Regions from separate parts of the Homo sapiens genome. Here region 2 is linked to region 1. A link is an interaction called in ENCODE POLR2A ChIA-PET data of the cell type or tissue named here. Cell type or tissue: GM12878. All regions are shown on one strand. Region 1 overlaps ACTN4 (actinin alpha 4). Region 2 has its middle 3.9 kb from the start of ZFP36.

Evidence for each region. Peaks named below come from ENCODE experiments on the same cell type or tissue, not always from the same donor. Only the 100,000 strongest peaks of a DNase experiment are listed, where the experiment ranks them.
Region 2: POLR2A ChIA-PET joins it to region 1 with 5 read pairs; 3 of 35 experiments call an interaction of 5 or more read pairs at or near these places.

What each region holds. Positions count from the first base shown.
Region 1 is chr19:38,685,604-38,688,103 of GRCh38, forward strand. The region is part of intron 1 of ACTN4 (actinin alpha 4); the gene reads left to right. Among named protein-coding and RNA genes, the nearest start is that of ACTN4, 39 kb to the left of the region's middle. RefSeq lists an enhancer at 373-432. In GM12878, no CTCF peak of the experiment used is centred here; a DNase peak (open chromatin) is centred at 1,156; H3K4me3 peaks cover 843 bases; H3K27ac peaks cover 1,882 bases.
Region 2 is chr19:39,401,655-39,404,154 of GRCh38, forward strand. No RefSeq gene overlaps it. Among named protein-coding and RNA genes, the nearest start is that of ZFP36, 3.9 kb to the right of the region's middle. RefSeq lists enhancers at 169-388, 1,649-2,156. In GM12878, no CTCF peak of the experiment used is centred here; DNase peaks (open chromatin) are centred at 37, 669, 1,007 and 2,379; H3K4me3 peaks cover 2,201 bases; H3K27ac peaks cover 2,500 bases.

The DNA of each region.
Region 1 (2,500 bases):
GAAAGGGATCTTCGTACCCTGGGTTCAGAGAGTAGGAAGCCCGCAGGGACCGAGTATGCATGAAACAAGCCCAAGTCTGTGGGGGCTGTACATGGTCAAGATCACAGATTTCCAGACCAAGCCAGCTCCACCCTAGCTGGGATGCCCACCCTGAGACACCCCTCTCTGCTTTCACTGGAATAGGATGGCCCTGACTTGGCCGGGTGGACTGTTGAATCAGAGCCTCTCAAAACAGGAAAAAGGAAAAGGATCACCAAGCAGGAGTTTCAGTTGTCAAAGACAAAACCCTTACCACGATTAAAGATTACTCCAGGGCCTCGCATATTCACCCTTCCACCAGCAGGGCCCAGTTTACGGATCATTTGAATACTAGCAAAAAAACAAGCCATCTGCTGGAGAGATTGAACAGAGGGAGAAACAGGAGTGTTTGCCCTGCTTCCAGACACCCCTTTCCTGTGGCAGTTCCTGCACCTGGCAAGATCTACTGGGGAATTCCCGGGGTCCCACTAGCTCAGGACGGGTGTGTAGCACTTGCCTAAATAACAATCCCATCAGTGCCCTGTCTGACCTTTTCTCCCCAAATGCCAAAGGCCTCTTGTCTGGATGAACAAATCCCTGGGCGGATTTGTCCAGACTAAAACGTTAATTCTAAAGACTGGGCCCCTTAGGCACTCGCTAAGATTCCAGGCCACACTGTCTCAAGGCCAGAATTGGCTTACTTGGCTATCTTTTTGAAAGATCAAAGTTTAAACCAGATGATCTGTAGTCCCCCACCCCCACCCTGAAACCTGAGCTTAGCTGTAAGCATTGAAAGTAAATGGGGTGTTTGTAGCTCACCCTCCCTGTTCTCCAGGTGAAGGGCCCCGTGTGCCTGATCATTTCATAGCAAAATGCTAGATGGGGCCAGAGGAGGCCCCAGCCTCTGCTGCTGCCCTAATTTTAAAACTGCCTTTTGGGAGTGTAAGTTTCCTCTGTTAAAGGTAGTTATTTCAAGGTAGGCCTCACCATCTCCTCCTCCTGGTGAGAAGCTCTGCCTGGAGGGCTGAGCACTGCCTCCCGCTCTGTGGGCCCCACCTGCCTTGGGTTGAGACCTATCTCTTCCTGGACTCTGTGTGGGGAGTGCAGGCTCTTCCCCTTGGGGAGAACCCAGTTCTTTGACGTATAATCTGAGTGGTTTGGGTTGGTTGGTTGGTTGGTTGGTTGGTTTCCCATGTGTGGGATGGCTCCGGAAGTCTGTTTGAGAACAGAGGCAGGCTCAGATGGGAGCAGCTCCTACCCCGGGCCGCCTATCCCCCTTTACCCTGGGGTTTCTTTTAGCTCCAAGCATCCATTCCAGTCTAACAAATCTGGTGGCAGAGTCTCTTTTTTTTTTTTTTTTGAGACAGAGTCTCACTCTGTTGCCCAGGCTGGAGTACAGTGGCACAATCTCGGCTCACTGCAGCCTCCGCCTCCTGGGCTCAAGCGATTCTCTTGCCTCAGCCTCCTGAGTATCTGGGATTACAGGCGTGTGCCACCACGTCTGGCTAATTTTTCTGTATTATTAGTAGAGACGGCTGGTCTCTACTAATAGTTCAAGACGGCTGGTCTTGAACTCCTGACCTCAAATGATCCACCTGCCTCAGCCCCCCCAAAGTGCTGGGATTACAGGCGTGAGCCCCTGCACCCAGCCCCTCTGGTTCTACTGAGACCTCAGATCTTTCATTTATGGAACAAGGGGGTTGGATTAGATTGTTCGCTCTCAGCCCTCACTTCATGTTAGACTCACTAGGTGGACTTTGTCAAATGTCATTGCCCAGGGCCCACCTTGAGGGAATCTGTCTCATTTTGCCTGTGGTGAAATTCAGGTATTTTTAAAAAGCTCCCAGGTCCCATACATCTATTGTCAATTGATTTTCAACAAGGGTGCAGGACCATTCAATGGGGGAAAGAATAGTGTTTTCAACAAATAGTGCAGGAACAACTATTAATAGATACCCATCTGCAAAGAATGAAGTTGAACCTTTACCTCACACCATATACAAAAATTAACTCCAAACGGATCAGATACCTAAATGTAAGAGCTAAAACTGTAAAACTCTTAGAAGAAAACACAAGTGTAAATCTCATGACCTTGGGTTAGGCAATGGTTATTAGATATGACAGCAGAAACACAACCGAAGAAAAATAGATAAATCAGACTGTTTCAAAACTGGAAACTTTTTGCTTCAAAGGACACTATTAAAGTAAAAGGACAACCCGCAGAATATTTACAAATTGTATATCTGATAAGGGTCTACTGTCCAAAATGTATAAAGGACTCTTAAATTCAACAGTAAAAAGACACACCAGTTAAAAATGGGCAAAGGATTCAAATAGACACTTCTCCAAAGAAGATCTACAAATGGTCAATAAGCACATGAAAAGGTGTTCGATGTCATTACTAATTAGGGCAAATCAAAACCATAACCACTACAAATGGTCAATAAGCACATGAAAAGGTGTTCAATGTCATTACTAATTA
Region 2 (2,500 bases), 720 kb after region 1:
GACACAAGAACAGTGACATGGAGGGGGGAGCTCGCCAGCTACTCTCCCCATCACGCAGGCTGTAGACGTCAGAAACCAAAGTTCATCGGTTTCTCTGCCTTGTGACTCGGGCCACAGGAACTGCATTCAGACGCCGGCCTGCTGTGGTCTGCACATGCAGTCTCAGACACCCACGACAAAGGACGTGGACATATGTGAACACTTCACACACCCAGGGACTACACACACTGAGCCACAAAGGCCTTGCACACGGCCACAGCTGCAGAGTCACAGATGCTGACACAGCTTCAAATGTGTGTGCCGGGTGTGGTGGCACGTGCCTTTAGTCCCAACTACCTGGGAGGCTGAAGTGGAAGGATCGATTCAGCCTGGGAGGTCGAGGCTGCACTCCAGCCTGGGCAACAGAGCGAGACCCTGTCTCAAAGCAACACACACACACAAAGTTGTGTGTGCACACAGCCTCAGTCACAGGGGAGGGCAGTCATTCCCTCACCCAGGCACCTGCGCGGAGTTACACACACTTAGTCACTGCAGATCCCACAGTGGCTCAGAGCTACGCACAGATATGCAGGTGGGGATGAAAATCTCATGTTCTTAAGAATGCCGCCTCAGAGACAAATTGCAGTACAGTTACAACAGAGCATCCACCCCACACCCAGAGATGGCCAAAGTACACACGGTACAGTCGATCACACAGGCGGTTTCACACATTGATTCACACAGCCAAGTCATGCGGGATTGTATGCACACAGCCTTCTCACAGGAAACTGGGCACACTCGTGTCCCTCACGTTCCCCCACTGCATACCCAGGCACACAGGCTCTCGCAGCCCCAGATGCCAAGGCGCACACCTTTGCACCCGCAAGCACACATACTGTTCACACAACCGGGTACACATGACGGCTAGCCCAGGCCCGCCGCCCACGCAGTCGCAGGCCAGGGTACACACGGCCAGCGCCGCCCTTGGCCACGCCCGCTCAGGCCCAGGCAATCGCGCCAGGCGCACACACGGCGCGAGCACACGTGCCGCGGGTACACGATCCCCAGCTCGCCCGCGCACTCGGCCAGCTCTCACACCCCCGCGTTTCCCGTCCCCGCTTGTTTTTCTGGAAACTCTGCTCTCCCCTCCCCTCCCCCTAGGCCGGAAGTGTTGGCTGTATTTTTAGCCTCTCTGGTTTCCGCCCCTTTCCTTCTTTCCCCGCCCGCCCAGGACTGGCCCCAGCGCCCCGCGGGGGGACCCCGGCCATCCCCTTCCCCACCGTCATTCCAGAGGGGATTCCCGGCCGCCGCTGGGGCCGCGGATTTTCCCGCTGGCTACGTAGGGAGCAGGGAGGAGTCCTGCCATGAACTTCCTTCTGGCCTGGGACGCCCGAGATCTGAGGGGAGGGCTGAGGGCCTGGTCTCCTGGATCTGATCGAGGACAGGCTGGGGGTCTCCCGGGTCTGAGGGAGGAGGAGTTAGGGGCCTGAACCGCTGGATCTGAGGGAGGAGGAGATGGGGGCCTGGACCCCTGGGTCTGAGGGAGGAGGGGCTGGGGTCTCGGGGGACCTGAGGATCTGAGGGAGGAGGGGCTGGAGGCCTGGACCCCTGGGTCTGAGGGAGGGGGGGTTGGGAGTCTCCCGGGTCTGAAGGAGGAGGAGTTAGGGGCCTGGACCCCTGGATCTGAGGGAGGAGGAGCTGGGGGCCTGGACCCCTGGTTCCGAGGGAGGAGGGGCTGGGGGCCTGGACCCCTGGATCCGAGGGAGGGGGGTGCTGGGGGCCTGGAGTCCTGGGTCTGAGGGAGGAGGGGCTGGGGACCCAGGGCCCTGGGTTACTGCGAGGGAGGAGGGACTGAGGCCTTGGCTCCTGGGTCCCCCAGGTCTGTGGGTTTGGGGAGGTGGAGGACCAGTCCTTCTGCGAGCAAAGCATCCCCCTCCTTTGAGAGTGGCCCTATCCCAAAAGTCCTGACTCTTGGGGCCGATGACTCAGCAGATGGGAGAGAGGAGGGGGACAGCCTGACTCAGGGATGGGAAATGCTCCCGGTCTCCAGGGAGTAGAAACTGGAATCCCTCCTCCAGGATTGATCGCAGCCCGAGCTGAGCCGGGCTCCGCGAACCCAAGGATGCCCCCAACCCCCCTTTCCCCGCCTCAATCCTTTAAGCTGCGTAAGGATTTGGAGATCGGCCTAGAGGCGGGTCCCAGGTCCCCCTCCTCCCCCCTTTTTCCCCGTTGTCCTCAAGGCTCTGTTTACAGGAGACGGGAGCCCTGGTTACAGGAGAGGAACCCGAGTGTCCGGGCTGAACCTCCTCGTCACGGCTTCCAGGAAGCCCCCACTCCCCCGCCCCTTGCGAGTGAGTCACGGGCGAGCAGGAGGCCACAACCGTGCCAGAGCCGCCCGCGGCCCGCCCAGCTCACGAGACCGGCCCGGGAAGGCCCCTCAGCAAGCGCCGCACCAGGGATTCCCCCCCGCCGCTCTCGGACGAAGCAGGTCGACGTGGAGCCTGGCAGAATCTCCCCACCT